Regions from separate parts of the Homo sapiens genome. Here region 2 is linked to region 1. Evidence: chromatin loops called from intact Hi-C (ENCODE). Cell type or tissue: PC-3. All regions are shown on one strand. Each heading gives the region's core, and the rest is flanking DNA. Links, peaks and the distances in the headings are about the cores only.

What was found. Peaks named below come from ENCODE experiments on the same cell type or tissue, not always from the same donor. Only the 100,000 strongest peaks of a DNase experiment are listed, where the experiment ranks them.
Region 2: it touches region 1 in a loop (12-fold over the local background); 5 of 110 quality-filtered maps call a loop at or near these places.

Annotation. Positions count from the first base shown.
Region 1 is chr6:14,267,062-14,275,394 of GRCh38, forward strand. No RefSeq gene overlaps it. Among named protein-coding and RNA genes, the nearest start is that of LINC01108, 14 kb to the right of the region's middle. RefSeq lists enhancers at 3,420-4,619, 3,910-4,054, 5,890-6,803 and a cis regulatory region at 3,977-3,987. In PC-3, for the core only: no CTCF peak of the experiment used is centred there; DNase peaks (open chromatin) are centred at 4,100, 5,220 and 7,620; H3K4me3 peaks cover 1,837 bases; H3K27ac peaks cover 5,716 bases.
Region 2 is chr6:14,453,774-14,462,106 of GRCh38, forward strand. The region is part of intron 1 of LOC101928331 (a long non-coding RNA gene); the gene reads left to right. It also overlaps a transcript of LOC105374942 not described here. Among named protein-coding and RNA genes, the nearest start is that of LINC01108, 170 kb to the left of the region's middle. In PC-3, for the core only: no CTCF peak of the experiment used is centred there; DNase peaks (open chromatin) are centred at 5,078 and 5,728; H3K27ac peaks cover 2,068 bases.

The DNA.
Region 1 (8,333 bases), core at 200-8,199:
ACTGAAAATTGTTGCTATTTAATGATTCCTTCCTTCAAAACATCCTATGAACCTGCTCACAGCTCTCAAAACATCAAAGGCATGATGCAGTGCAAAGCTAAAGCCTTAATGGGAAACCAGAAATAGAAGAGTTGGTTTGGAAAATGCAGGATGTGCCAATTAAGATGGGAAAGACAAAGAGAAAGCCTGCACATCGAGTTTTAGGACACAGAAAAGAGAGAAAATGGGAGTTTTAACGGTTAGAGTCTGAGAGGTGGGCAGCCTGACTGATGAGCTGAGTGACCAGAGAATCAGCATTCCAACACGGAGGTTTCTATGTGTGGCTGAACATCATCTCCTGCATCGAACAGCCACCAAAAGCTGGACTCCACCAGTCAATGGCCAGTGAAAGACAGAGCAAGCCTGGTGTTGAGAGCCTCTGCTAGCACACACAGCTTCTGAAAAAAAAATTTTTCACGGAATGGGTTTAATAGGAGTCTTAAGTTTTTTCTTTTTGTAAAATGTGTTTTTTAAGGCTGGACGTGGTGGCTCATGCCTGCACTTTGGGAGGCAGAGGTGGGTGGATCACCTGAGGTCAGGATTTTGAGACCAGCCTGACCAATATGACGAAACCCCGTCTCTACTAAAAGTTCAAAAATTAGCTGGGTGTGGTGGCGGGCACCTGTAATCTCAGCTACTTGGGAGGATGAGGCAGGAGAATCGCTTGAACCCGGGAGGTGGAGGTTGCAGTGAGCCGAGATCACGCCATTGCACTCCAGCCTGGGGGACTAGAGCAAAATTCTCTCTCAAAAAAAATGTGTTTTAAAAATTTGTTTGCATTCTTTAAAATGGCTTTATTGAGATATAATTCACATACCATATAATTTGCCCACTTAACGTGTATAAGTCAATGAGTTTGGTATATTGCAGTATTAACCTTTTTATAATTGTGGTGAGAAATATAACACCAAATTCATCATTTTAACAATTTTAAGTGTACAATTCAATGACACTAATGACACGCATCGTGTTGTGCAATCATTACTACAGTCTATTTCAAATTTTTTTTCATCATTCCGATAGTATCTTTCCTTGATTTTGAAAGACGACATCTTCAACTGGGCAAACTGACAAAAAACCCACTTAACTTTGGGCTGTCAAGTGTAGTCTTTGGCTGCCTGACATGTTGGCTCACCCCTATAATCCCAGCGACTTGGGAGGCCAAGGAGGATTGCTTGATCCCAAAAGTTTGAGACCAGCCTGGGCAACATAGTAAGACCCTGTCTCTTAAAAAAAATGTCTACTCTTGGTTTGGTGAATGGGGCGTGGTGGAATTCAGCTCCCATGTCCCCCTTGGCCAGCCACCTGGTGCAGCACACACTCCCAGGCTTTCTCAGCAGCCCTGTTGATGCTGTCACTGAAGCACTAGGCCCAGACAGGACAAGAGCTTGCCATCCAATGGGGAGAAGTGTTGGAGGGGAGGAGAAGGAGGATATTCATTGGTTGGGTACTGATGCTGAGCTACGCCCTATGCTGAGGGCTTGCATATCTCTCCTGAAAAGGACTGCTTCATGCTTTAATTCCATACGCAGTGAACTGAATAACATACCATACCTCAAAGTATCTCACAATTCTTCCAGTTCTATTGGAGACTCGGGGACCTGTGTAGCTGTACAGAGCAGAGGAGGTAGAAGAAAGGGGTGTTTGTGGAGGCAAAAAGAGGACTCTTGATGGGCAAATCTCTGATGGACAAATCTGTCCTACTCCTGTGCTAACTTCCTGGGATTACTGTAGCAAACTACCACAAACATAGGGACTTAATGTAAAGAAATTTATTGTCTCGTGGTACTAGAGGACAGAGGTCCAAAATCAAGGTGTTGTCAGGGCCATGCTCCTTCCAAAGGCTCCAGGGTAGGATCCTTCCTTGCCTCTTCCAGCTGCTGGTGGCCCCAGGCATTTCTTGGCTTGTGGCTGCACCATTCCAATCTCTGCCTCTGTTTTCACATGGCCTCTCCTCTTCTCCATGAGTCTCTTCTTTTTGTGACCCTTATAAGGACACTTATCACTGGATTTAGGGCCCACCTGGATAATCCAGGATGATCTTATCTCGAGATCCTTAATTATATCTGCAAAGCCCTTTTTCTAAATAAGGTCACCCTTGCAGGTTCTGGGATTTAGGACATGGACACATCTTATTGGGGGCCACCATTTAGCCCATTACACTCCCATGTGCCCTTGGCCAACAGCAGTGAAGAATAAACCCTTTGATCCACCAAGAGGTGAGACCCAGTCCTATGTCACCTCTGTCTATTATAACAATGGTGGCAGAACCAAGGCCCAAGGCTCGTGCCAAATCTGCCATTTTGGAATGATGCCACCATTCCCATTTTATGTCCAGGTCACAGGACACAATCTCACATTAATGGATAGGCTTCCTATTGGGTGTATTCACATGCAGGGACCATGGCAGCCTCAAAGAGAGACACTCAATTTTCTGGTTTGCTGTAGGGGGATGGCAGTGAGCTGAGGAAGCTGCCCCGGTGTAAGCTAGAGGTTGCCTGACCTCGAGGGGAATTTGCAACTCTTTGTGCTGCTTCTCTTCCCTCACTGATAGCTGAGGTGCAGGTGGAGGAAATGCTGCTTCTTTAAACAGAGAGCTTCATTTCCCTCAGGGCTTCAAGTGAGGTGCCTGGGGTGGAGACAGAGGGGCCTGCCTTCCCTGGCTTCCCAAGGTAGCTTTCCTATTCACCCCTCACTCCTTTTCTTTAGTGAGACAAAGCTCACAGGCTGGAGGAGAGGTGTGGGGAGAAGGACTCTACCACTCTACTTTTTTCTAGATGTTCTCATGTGCAGAGAATTGGGCAACTTCTTCCTCCTGACACTCCCTAGCTTTCTCCTTTTCTAAGGATCCACTTATACACCAGCAGTGTCTAAGTAAAAAGGAATCGCAGATTCCTGCTAACATGGTTTGCTAGGTGATTTGTGCTGCTTATATATAATTTTTTTTTTTTTAATTTTGGAAAGATTGAAAGGAAGGAAGGCAGTCATGGGCTCTGCGTACACTTGGAAACATAAATGAGATGTAATTTCAAGACCTCCCTGATGGGCAATGTCAATATGGAGAATTCCCTGGAGAGTGAGAGCTTGGGCTCCACCAAGGGGGAGGAGCTGTGGTGGACAACAGGAGGTCAGCTTCCTAGCAGGTGAAAAGAGCCTGGACCTGGAGGGGAGGATTGGGGGATGAGGGAGGTGAGAATGAAGAGGGTAACAGGAGGCACACCATGCGCAGAAAGAAGACCAGGGCTCACCAAGACTCTCACAGGGTGGTCTATAGGAAAGGAAAGCCTGAGCGCAAGGGTGGGGCTGTTCAGTGGACAGTGTGGAAGGCTCTGAAACTCTGGTCTCCACTGCACTGGCGAATGCTGGGGAAAACCAGCAGTGATGCATTGGGAAGGAAGGATGCACACATCTGGGCGGCCTGTGGAATTACTATTTCTATTCTTGCTTCTAAATGGATGGGTAGGATTCAGACTTGAACTTAGTACATTTATCCTATAAATGAAGGTCTTTCTGTCAGGGATCTCTGCTCCGAGTGGTTTCACAAATGAATGAGTAGGATGCAGGGTGTGACAAAAGAACTAACATTTATTGAGCACCTACTATGTGTCAGGCACTGTCCTAGGGGCATGTGTGTGTGTGTGTGCACATATTGTCTCATTAAATCCTCACAGTGACTCTCTGAAGTTTGTTTTTGTCACTTTTGAGGAAATTGAGACTCAGAGAGCCAAGACTCTTTGGCCAAGGCCACACAATCAGGAGTCATGGACCCACATTCCAACCTGGGTGCACCTTACTCAAGGCCTGTTTGTTGGACAAGCTCTTACTGAGGTCAACGCAAAGCCTGATGTTGGTTCTCTCCCCTGCAGAGCGCCAAGCTGCCCCACCTCTCTAGGTAATCTTTCCCTTTCCAGCTCTCCTGTGGCTGGGTGTGGCTGAGCTGACACAGCATCTGGGTTTTTTTTCCAGACTGCACCCTTGGTAAGGTTCCAGTCTGGCTTATGGTGACGCTATTTCCTTTAGGGCCTGTCATCGCTTGTGGCTTTGCCTCTCAGCCCTCCAGTGGGTGACGTGCTGCCTTTGGTGCCAAGCAGTCACTCATTTGGAGAAGCCCAAGGCAGGATGGCATGCACTGGCATTCCCACACTAGCCACACTGGGCGGTAGGTGCTTTGGAGTGCGGTGTCTCAGTGGGTTCCACCCAAGCTCCATCAGCTCACAGCAGCTGCCTGGAGAGCTGACTCACACCCGTCCTCCACATCCTCCCTGATCAGAAGGACCCGGACTAGCTTTTTTTTTTTTTTTTTTTTGGCTTTAAGGAAGTGCCTTTGAATTTCAAAGGTGCCGGCCTCCTGACCAAGTGGAAGAAAGTCAATCCCCTCTGCAGCTGGTCTTCCTGCTGCTCTCCTTGCCTGGTAAATTTGGAACTAGGGCTTTTGGGACAGCCTAGTCATAACACTGCCAACCACTCATTCTTGTGATTGGACTGTGGGGTCCGGTCACAGTGTGATTAAATGGATGTAGTAATTGGAGTACAGCAGATACTCAACAAGAGGAGAGGCCAGGTAACCAAATCTATGCACCTCCTAGAATATTTGGATCTGGCATTTACTGAGCAGGTTTAAGAGCCTAACTCCTTTCTGTTAGAATAATAGGATGTTTCAGAGTTAAGGTCACACCCTCTGGGGTAATCTTTATCACAAAGGTTGTTGAATAATAGGCCAATTTTTCAAGTTATTCTATGCAACCTCAACCTTGAACTTAAAGGGAAGCTAGAGATTAAAACTCCTTTGCAAAGATTATGACAATGAGAAAATCTAGTGTGGCCAACTCCATCTTGCTTCTAGCCTCACAGGCTGTTGGTCTTCATTCGTTCATGGGTGTAGGCCAAGCTAAACATGAAAGGAATTTAGCTTATAGTTTATCTTTGAAGCAAGAATGATAATAGTCCTTCCCAAAAACTAACCTTCTCCTTGCTAAGGGACTAAACCACCTTTGAAAAACTAATAAAAGTTTAAAAGATTATGGTTATGGGAGGGGCCTGAACTCTGCTAAAATGTAGGTACAGTTAAACAATAACCCGCCATTGTTCCTAGCTTGCTTTTCTATAATTCCTCACTGCTCAGGAATTATGTGGTCAGAGATTACAAGATTTGTGACTTCCCCAATTGCTCCTATAGATAACATCACTATTGTATAACCTAAGATTGGCCTTTGGAGATAGTTTTCAGACTTTTGCATTCTGGCGACTTACTTCACCTGGACCCATGACTCATGACTCAACCAGTCTTGTGGCCTCCACCAAGATGCTGACTCAGGACAGGAGGACCATTTTCCATACTCCTGTGAATTCATCCCCAACCAATTAGCAGCCCCCATTCCCTAGCCCCCTGCCTAACAAACAATCTATAAAATCCATAGCCTCTGAGTTCTGAGGGAGGCTGATTTGAGTAGTAATATCTCCTGTCCTCCTGCTCGGCTAGCCCTGCAATTATTAACCCTTTCTCTACTGCAATACCACTGTCTCAATGAATTGGTTTTATCAGTGCAGCAGGCAAAAAGAACACATCAGGTGATGCCACTAGAAACTGGCACTAAGCTGGATTTGGGTTCTTTAATTTTGTTTCCTGCTTAATAGGTTATAAGGATCATTCCAAGTCATGGATAGAGTCATCCAGGATGGGTGTATTGATGCCACTGTTAAGCCAGTGGGCAGCTGTGATAGAGGGAGCAGAGTCAGTAGACCTGGAAGTTTGCCACTAATGAGGCTTGGCTGCTAGGAAGGTTGTAATGGCTCTGCACTTGAGCTTGCCCATCTCTAACATGGCAGTGACAAGGCTTCCTTCTCAGGGAGGTGACCTCAGGCCTAGCATGGCCCACTGGACCCTACGCTCCTTGAGAACAGGGGTCTCCCTTGTTCTTTGTTACATCCTCAATGCCAGGCATGATAAGGGCTTGATGAAGCTTTGTCCATTGGATCTTTCTGGGTTTGCCAGCCTTCCTCGTCTACACCACAGCCACGGTCTCGTATCGACAGGATCTGGATTGAGATTTGCGTTTGGATCATTCCAATCTATCCCACATCTCCACCTATTGTGGGAATAGCTCTATTTCCAAAGACCAATCTACTTTTCCACGAGGCCACACCCGTGCAGTATGTAAGTCGGAAGCAGAAATGAAAAGGGGAAGAAAGTTGAAATACTAAAAGTGGGAGGAGAGAGGGAGAGTGTGGGAGCAAGGCCGGGACCCACCCCAAAAGAGATTGGAATACATGTGCAGCTTTAGTTCATGGCCTGCCAAATACCTCGTGCTGTGCCTCTGAATGGAAAATGGGGTAGAACAATGAGCTGGAATTAACATCGCCTTTGAAAAGCAACTGCTGACAGCAGGCGTTCTGCATATGCCAAGTATTGCCTTCAGACCAGAGAAGCCTTTTCTGGCCCACATGAGCCCCGTGACAGCCTGCAGAAGGCAACACACCCTAGATCCCTAGATGGCTGTGACCTCCAGCCCTCTGTGCCCTGAGCATTTCTGTAGAAAATGTGTGTATTTAAAAAGGCCATGTATGTTTCTAGAAGGAAGGTGAAAACAAGATAGGTATTTGAGGAATTATATATCGATCGGGTACACATTTTGTGGCCTGGTTTAGCAAAGATGTATTACAGGTCTCAATCAAATTGCTCAGATAGACGAATGAGAAATTTCTGATTTGATATTATTTAGGAGTCAAGCCTGCCATTGCTGAGATTGTGGTACTTAAGGGAAAAGTGCCCTTTTACATATTCTTGACATGTTCTTGATTTTGGTTAATGGTATTATTCTCCAGTTTTGAGCCAGAAAAATCTGGAGCCACCCATAACTCCAGGCTGTCAGTCACTTGCCACTCTCACCCACTTGGTCCCCTAACCCTGTCTGCTTCCTTCCCAGTCACGTTACACCTCTGTATCTTCATTGCTGCCTCACTGGTGTTGATGATTGAACTGACTGCTCCTGTCTTCTAGAATTTTCTTGGTTCAGTTTCTTAAGAATGGCAGAGCAGACTTTATTCAAGGGGAGCCATGGCGATAGGGTATGGGGACCACAGCAATGGGGTCTTGCGGTGGGGGAGAGAGATCGGACTCCACTTCAACTCTAGCGAGGACAAGTGGGGATTTATAACCAGGGAGCTGAGTGGGGTCAGGGGTGGAAAATGACTAAGAGAAAACATCAAGGATGAGGGGTTTCTGGCTAAACTGACTTGATCAGTTACTGCAAAAGGCAGGTCGGGGTGATAAGGCATTAAGGGTGGTAAGGCACCAAAGAGGGGATTTTTGCTAAAGTGAGCAGAATTCTTGCTCAGACTGGATTCTATGAGGACACAGAAGGAAGCCCAAGTTCAGGCCCCATCAAGCAGAGGACTTGGAGGAGCCTAGATAAAGTTTTGGTCAAAGGAAAAGAGTCTGTTAAGTTCAACCTCTGATTCTGCCAGATTTGGCTTTCTTTCAGAAAGTCCAACTAAACCATTTCCGTTGCACAACCTCCATTGTATGCCACTTTACACAGGGAAAAACGGGAGTAACGTGTTTAACCAGCAAGACAAGGCAGAGTGCAGTGGCGGAGCCCACGCTGGGGTGCGTGTCTCAACAACTGGCCTGGGTACTGCTTTGAGCCTCAGTGATGAGTCACTTTATTCATTCATTTATATGGCAAATTGTATGAAGCACCTGTGACGTGCAGGCAGTGTTCCAGGCACTGGAGATGCGTCCTGGTCCTCTTGCAAGTTATTTTGCTGTGGACCAGCCTCTATGAGAATCAGGCACATAGGCAGAGGTATCCAGGGTCAGGGGCCTTCTAGGAAAGGCTGATCGCAGAGCTAAGGCAAGAAGCTCGCTGAGGTCAGCCCACGTGGTGTCAGGAGTGGAGGCGGAGAGGCCCCAGCTGCAGAAACACAGGCACCTCCTTGCTTGTTGAGGTTTGTTTTAGGAGCTGTCAGGGAAGAAGGGAGGGAAATGGGGCACTAAAAATACCCACGGATGTTTCCAGAAACCTCTGATGTCTGGGCTCCCACTGTGGATAGCCTGCCAGATGGCTGTGTCTCCCTCAGAGCTGTGAAACCCACCAGTGTCAAGGTTGGATCAAAGGCGCTTTATGGCAACCGGTCAAAGAATCAACCAGAACAGCTTGGCGTGTAGGCAATCTGCCCAGGCCTGACCAGCCATGCCCCTCATGAAGAGGCCACATTGCCATTAGATATCCAAATTATAAGTGACTTCCAGATGCAACCCCAGTGAGCATCCTCTTCTGACTGTCCTCTGTTGC
Region 2 (8,333 bases), core at 111-8,110, 190 kb after region 1:
TGGGACCAATGGCAGGGCCCACAGCATTGACAAATCAACGGTGACCGCTCGCAGCCTTTGGTACTTGTGTACCATGGATTGCATCAGTAGAGTTTCTCTTACAGATAAATATACCTACTCTGTGTATGACTGACCCAAAGCAATGCCTGCCAGCCCAGAGCTATTTGGTACTGTCTTATTCACTTGGGCTGCCATAACAAAATACCACACACAGTCTTAAACAACAGAATTTTATTCTCTCACAGTCTTGGAGGCTGAGAAGTCCAAGATCAAGGTGCCAATTTGATTCCTGGTGAGGGCTCTCTTCCTGGTTTGCAGACAGCTGGCTTCTGGCTGTGTCCTCACATGGCCTTTCTTCTGAGTGTGCATGAAAAGAGACGGTGGGGGGGACATCCCTGGTGTCTCTTCCTCTCTTTATGAGGCCACCAGTCCAGTTGGATTAGGGGTCCACCCTTGTGATCCCACTTAGCCGTAATTACCTCATAAAGGCCCTATCTCCAAATATAGTCATATTGGGGGGGGGGCAGTTAAGACTTTAGCATACGAATTTGGTGGGGACACAGTTTAGTCCATAGCAAGCCCAGACAAAATATAGCTGACTCACTTAGTACTTGGACCACTCCCCTTACAAGCCCTTTATTATTTTCATACACCCAGGTCCAGGTGTGCCCAAGCAGCAGCTATATCTGTTTATCAGAGGGCTGCCCTCGGTCCAGAAACTATTTTGATAGTGCAATAATGAAGACTGACTTCCTTATAGAAATGACAGTCCTTAACCGGTGAATGACAGGTGAGAGGGAGGTGTAAATACTCTAGCTTCCTTGGCCCCTGGCCAGGACAGCAGTGACAGTACACAGGAAGATCTGGAGAGAGAGTAAGTCACATCTCAGCGTTTCCTTTCCTGGGGCTTTGCTCAGTGTTGCACCCTGTCCTGGCATCCTCCTTTCCTTTTGGGGCCCACTTCTCAAACCCCTAACCAGTTTTTTCCGGTAATATTCCTTAAATGAATCACTCAGGGTCTGCTTCTGGGGAGTCCAACCTCAGACAACACAAGACCCAAGTGGCAATATTTGTTCCAACACCCAGAATCAACCCAGCATCCCCTCAGCTTAGATGATTTCTCAACATTATGAAGTTCAGGCATCCTAGGTCATTTCACAAAGATTCTCAGAGTGAAAGAATCTATAATCCTGTTACATAAGCATAATAGGCAACTGTTCTTCCACTCTATGGAGTCTTCCAGAAGATCCCAGCTCAAAGTCAGTACCATGGCCCTAAGGGAAATTCTGCTTCCTCAGTCTTAATTCAGAACAACCTAGGCCTTGGCCAAAACTTGCAATCAAGACACCCACAAATCACATCATGTTCCCCTCTCCCTGTAGCCGAGCAATTATCAAAGCCAACTGGGGGCTATATATAGCATTCACCAACTTTGGAAAACTTTTCAAAAATTGTTTTAGTTTCTTTCTTATTGTCTCCCCAGAGTCTGGTAATTCTGGAAAGAGGCCTGTAGATTGCCACTTGGGGAGTCCAGCAGAAAACCAATCCTGCAACTCCAGAAAGCTGGACAGTGACCCTGCTTTTTCCTCTTCTGGGAGCTGTCAGCTCTCTCCTTCCTCCTGGCCCTTGGAGCCTCAGAATTGACTCCTATTGCTCTGCAGAGTGGGCTGCATTGGACACAGTGCAAAGAGTAAAACCAATGATTCAAATGGGGAGAACTGCAGTTACTAGAGCTTCTCCTGCCTCCTATTTACATAAACTTCAAGAACATCGAGTTTAGGGGAAGCATTCGCATTTGATTCAACATGACACACTCCCCAGGAAACTTTCCACAGTGCCCACATCACTAGAGCCTGGGCTTGCTATGATCACCATGGCTCTTGGGCCAACCCTGAGAACATTCCAAAGATACAAGCTTGGGCTGGAAGCCTAGAGAGAAATACCCAGAAGTCCTACAGTTTATTCCATCTCAATACATACTTCTCAGACAAGGGCTTGTAGGAAGGCAGATACGACAGGAAAGGAGGTCTCAGGAAAGCTCTCCAAGTCCCAATTCTTAGTCTTAGCTTCCCATGTTGAAGGTACTGATGGCCTTGGAATGGTGGACTTGGACCTGGATTTTCATGTACAGTTTAGTTTATACAGAGGGTGCTTCCCAAGCTTTGTGAAGGAAAGGAGAAGCTCTGTGGGAAGGAAAAAGACGGAAGTGGGGAGAGGAAAAGAGAAGCAGTAGGTAGCAAGGTTTGCCTTGTGTAGGTCATGACTTATTCAAGTTTTGCAGGACATGTGTTTCAGGGCCTTGTTTTCGCCATCAACGCACAGATCTGAGGGCGGCCTAGTGAGCACATCCCCCCACCTCCCCCCACCACAGGAGTGTTTGTGTTGGAGGCGGGAGTGTTAAATTCCAACCTCAGCACAACTCTTGAAGACTCTGCCAGTTCAGGTGTGGCAAACAACAAAATGTGTTTTTGCTTTTCTTTTCTCTTTCCTTTCTTGCCAATCAGAGTGAATGGATTCTGAGCTTTCATTGGTGTTTAAATTAATTTTTGATGAAAAAATAAAGTTGGGGGCGGGGGAGTGGGAGTTAAAATTACAGTCTGCTCTATAAAGGCAAAGTAACTTCTGGAAGGTCATGAGCTGCTACTGGCAAGCGTGGCCTGGAGTTAGGAACAATGTACTTGCTGTTTCAGGAGCAAATCCAGGCTGGAGAAGGCTCTCTCTGCATAACCCAGGATTGGATTTAGTTCTGGATTCATGCAGACCTCTCTGGCAGCTGATGGACAAGTTAGGGCTGTATGAGCATTGGCCTGTCGCTGGCCCAGACTTCATTCTTTAGTCCTGAGGCCACAGCATTTCCATGTGGACTTATGAATCCAGTGAGAGAGGGAGAGTGGAGAAGAAGCTGGCGTGGCCCCTTGGCTCTTTTATTACCTAGGATAGTGCTTGGCATGCCATAGGTGCTCATCGTGTGTGTATTGAGTAAAGAACTTACCAAAGCAGCCCTATTCTCTATAGTTGTTCACTGAGGAGGTGCAAGCAAGATACAGGTGGTGCTATTAAATGAGAGAAACATACGAGGATCTTCTTAATTTCTCTCTTTCTAAACCTAAAAATTAGATATGCCATTGAACTTTGTGAGAAAGGGGATGGAAGAAGCATTACTTGAAGTGAGTAATCCATGCTTTATTGCCTCTACTTTAGGGGCAAGAAACCAATTGGGTGTTGTGCCTAAGAACGTGGACCCTGTGGCCAGACTGCTTGGATCAGTGTCCTCCCTCCACCACTTTGTAGCCATCTGACCTCAGGCAAGTTACTTCACCTCTCTATGCCTTGGCTCCTCATTTATAAACTGGTGATATGAACAGAGCCTGTGTTCTAGGATTGCTGTGACAATTACATAGAAATGAGTCAACATGTACATAGCACACAGAACAATGCCAGGCACACAGCAAGTGCTATTTATGTTCTTCTTTCTTCCTCCTCCTCCTCTTCCTCCTCCTCTTCTTACTTTATGCCATTCTGATAAACACTATTTTATTTATTTTATAATTTAGGAACTGATTCTAAACTACATTAAGTAATTTGTTTAAGGTCGAGCATCTAGTGAGTGTTGGGCACTGTGTTGGAGCTTCAGTCTGTCTGACTTCAAGGCCTGTGCTCCTTTCAAGGTGAGGTGTTTGACACATCCCCTGCTTGCCATCCTGGTGGCATTCTCTCAACCACCAAAGCTTATGAAAACATGCCACTCAGGTTAGCTTCCACCGGACACTGACAGAGGAGCAATTATACCTCCGCCAAAGAAAATTCTCAATGCCAATAAGGGTTCTGGCTACTGTGGTATACTTAGAGGAAATGAATTTAGGAAGTTTTAATTAAGATTTCAAGGATGAGAAGAGGAAAATATGAAGGAGACGGAATAAATATTCTTCTACTTTGATTGGGAGGGTCAAAATTCGCTTTCGCTGTCTTATGAAGGTTGAAGTTCTAGGATTCAGGAATAGGATTCTTTGCTATTGGGTATTAAAAAGCAATAGAGCTCCAAATATATGCAATCAATCCATCCCATCTTTAGGGAAACCTAAATCTAAGCCACCTAGTATAGAGAGCCACTTGTCCTGTGAGTAAAGACTTTTACAAGATTTAACAGAGAATAGGAGCAGGAAAGAGACCAACGTAAGGCAGTTGCTAGAACAACAGAATTGCTTTACAGTTCTGACTTCACAACCTCATTTTCCTGACCTGATAGTTCTGAGACGAACTTCTCTGGGTGCATCTAGAATCTATTCCTTCTGTGAGGTGGTCACCAGGCCTGGTGACCTTTTAAGTTTAATGTATTAGAGCCAGCTGGGTCTTTGAGCCAGTGGAAGGAGACTGTGTGAACACTTGTAAGCCATGTGCCTTTGTCCAGTAGCGTTTCAGTGCTACCTAAGCATCTCTACAGCTATTGTGTCTGACCTGCTCTGGGGATTGAAACATATAGTTGGAACAGGAGGCAGTGGCTTTTTTTTTTTCTTCGATAGATTTCTAAAACCTTTAAATGAAGTACTGCATATATACAGAAAAGTACATAGAGCATAAGTATATAGTCCAGTGAGCTATCACAAAATGAATGTACCTGTGTAAGTGCCACTCAGGTTAAAGAATAGAGCATTATCAGCACCCAAGAAACCCACTGAATATTCCCTCCAATTTATCATGCTCTTCCTTCTCTCCAAAGGTTACCACTGTCCTGACTTATAACGCCATAGGTTAGTTTTATTTGCATTTGAGCCACATATAATTAGAATGATACATTCTGTATTCTTTCAGGTCTGGTGACTTTCACTTACTGTTACATTTGAAAGTTTTAGTAGATTTGCATGTAATAGGAGTTCATGTATTTTTACTGCTGAATAGTTTTCCATTCTATAAATATACTATGAGTTATTTACCCATTCAACTGTCCCTTTAATGGACATTTAGGTTGTTTAAAATTTGAGGTTATTATGAATAATGCTGCCACAAACATTCTTATACATGTCTTTTGTGTATATTTCTGTGGGAGTACATATCTGCAAGTGGAATTGCTGAGTCAGAAAGTATGCATGTAGTACTCAGCGTTAGAGGAACCTTGCCAAAGAGTTTTCCAAAGTGGAAATGTGCCAGTTTACGCTTCCACCAACAGTGTGTATGTTCAAAATCCTTGCTAACATTTGGTATTGTCAGGCTTTTAAATTATGATTGTTCCAATAGGTGTGTAGTAGCATGTCATTGTGGTTTTAATTTTTATTTTCCTGAAGACTGATAAAGTTGAGTACCTTTGGAAATGTTAATTGGCAATTTGGCTACCTTTGGTGAAGTGCCTGAACATGGCACTGGGTTATTTGTCTTCCTTATTAATTTGTAGTTTTCACTTATCCTGGACATGCGTTATATGTGTTGCAAATAATTTCTCCCACTATGTGGGTTGCCTCTTCGGTACTTTAATGGTATTTTGGGGTGAACAGAACGTCTTAAAATTAAAGGACCACAATGTATCTTTGCCTTTTTGATTAGGACATTTTGTGACTATTTAAAAATCTTCTAAGATCATAAAGATATTCTCCCATGTTAACTTCTAGAACAGGGGTTGGCAAACTATGGACTGTGATCCAAATCCATTCTGCCAACTGTTTTTGTAAATAAAGTTTTATTGGGATACAGTCATGCTCATTCATTTACACATCACCCATGACTACTTTTGTGCTACAACAGACCTTATGGCACACAAAGCCCAGAATGTTTATTCTCTGGCTCTTTACAGAAAAAGTTTGCCAAACCCTCTAGAAGATTTATTGTTTTGCCTTTCACATTTGGAATGGTATTTGTGTATAGTGTGTGATAGGGATCAAGATTTTTTTTCCATATGAATATGTAATTGAACCAGTGTCATTTATTAAGGGCTTAGCCTTTCCCCATGATTCCCTATGTCATAAATCAAATCAAGTATACATATATGTGTGGATCTGTTTCCAGATTTTCAATTCTTTTTATTGGTCCATTTTTCTATCCCATGACCAATACGACTCTGTTTTACTTGGTGCACTTTTAAAAGTGAGTCACGATATCTTCCCACTTCATTTTTCTTCAAGGTTGTCTCTGTTACTGTTAAGACTTGACATATCTGTATTAGTTTTTGAATAGGCCTGTCAATTTCCTCAAAACACCTTCCTGGGATTTAGATTGGCATTATATTGATTCTGTAGATCAATTTGGAGAGGTTTGACTTATTTACAGTGATGAGATCCTTCCAGTTCATAAAAGTGATGTATTTTTTAATTTATTTAGGTCTTCTTCAATTTCTTTCAATAATATTTAGACCTGACTTTGATATCCTGTACATATTTTGATTGGTTTATTTCTAGGTATCTTTGATGCTATGATAATTTATGTCAACACTAGCTTTTGTGTAAAAGAAAAAAACTACTAACTAGTCACCTACTGATATGGTTTAGCTCTGTGTCCCCATCCAAATCTCATGGCAAATTGTAATCCCCAATGTTGGAGGAGGGGTCTGGTGGGAGGTGATTTGATCCTGGGGGCAGATTTTCCCCCTGCTATTCTCACAACAGTGAGTTCTCACGTGATCTAGTTGTTTAGAAGGGTGTAGCACTTACCCCTTCTTATTCTTCCTCCTTCTCTGGCCATGTAAGATGCGCCTCCTTCCTCTTCATCTTCTACTGATGATTGTCAGTTTCCTGAGGCCTCCCAGCCATGCTCCCTGTGCAGCCTGCAGAATCAGGAGCCAATTAAACCTCTTTTCTTTGTAAATTACCCAGTCTCAGGTAGTTCTTTATAGCAATGTGAGAACAGACTAATACACCCAGCAAATGCCATGCTGTAGTGGAAATACTGTGGAGACCAAAACAATGTTACATGCTCTAAGAAATAAAAATTGTTGGGTGGTAAAGGGAAATGACAAGCCTGGCAGGAAAAAATCATCACACACAGCACATTTATATACACACACTCACTTAAGTGTCTGTCTCTTCCATGGGTTGAGAATGCATACTGGTATTGGCTCTTAAGACTCCATGACAGAATGGAAAGAGTGCTAGTGGAATGTCAGGACTCCTGGATCCTAAGCTTGGTTCTTCACAAACTAGTTGTGAAATTTCAGGCATAGCTCTACTTAACCTCCTTAGATCTCAGTTTTTACACCTCTAAAAAGTGAGTTGGCTCTAACATTGACTTATAAATAAGGAAAGGGAACCCTTTGGTTCCTGGTGAGTTCTGACATAGGGATGTCCTGGGCATGATTTGTATGATTTGGGGGGCGGGGTCTGCCTGCCAAGAGATTTCTTAAAGAAAAGCTATCTTCCTACTAGTTTGTGAATGCTTAGTAAATTCTTTGACAGAACAAATGTCTCTGAGAGAGGGGATCCCCTGAGGTGAATAAGCAGAGGAATAACAGATGCAAGAAGACATCACAAGGATCAGGCACAGGTGCCTTACCTGAAGTACGTTCCAGAGGTGGAGAAGGTTCAGGAAAAAGCATAGAGGCAGAAGTGCAATGAAGCTGGCAGTGTCCATGCAGGGACTTCCCTTTGAATCATGAAAGTTTCATAGAAGAGATGAATTGAGATTCTGCCTTAAAAGTCTTTAAAGAAAGAGTTACAATCAATGGACAAAAAGTGCTGCCATTTCTCTTTGTGTCTAACAGTGATGATGAGGAGTGGGTAGAGCAGCAAAGGCTGTTTGTCAAAATTCATGGTCCTCCTCACCTAGTAAAATATTCACCCTGGAATATTTCCTGATCTTTGATCCCTGATCCCTGCTGCCCAATCAGAGACTCCATTCCCAGCACACCCCTGCATTTGTGTTGAGCCAGTAGAATATATAGAATTAGTATTTGTTACTTCTGAACCACGACCATTAAGAAGCATGTGTGCCTTCTCCATCTTTTGTTTCTCTTTCCATGGCTAGAACCTAAGGACTCCCAGTTCCCAGGAGATAATGGAGCCTCAAGATGTAAGGAGCCCGTCTAAGCTTTGTGCTGCTATAACAGAATACCTGGGACTGGGTAATTAATTAAGAACAGAAATTTATTTCTCACAGTTCTGGAGGCTGGAAAGTCCAAGATCAATGCACCAGCATGTTAATTGCTTGGTGAGGGTCTAGTCTCTGCTTCCAAGATGGTGCCTTCAATGCTGCAACCCCTGAGGGGAAAAAGAGATGTATCCTCACATGGTAGATAGCAGAAGGGCAAAAAGGGATGAACTTCCTCTATCAACACCTATTATAAGGACAGCTAATATCATTCCTGAGAGTAGAGACCTTATGGCCTAATCACTTCTTCAAGGCCCTATCTTTGA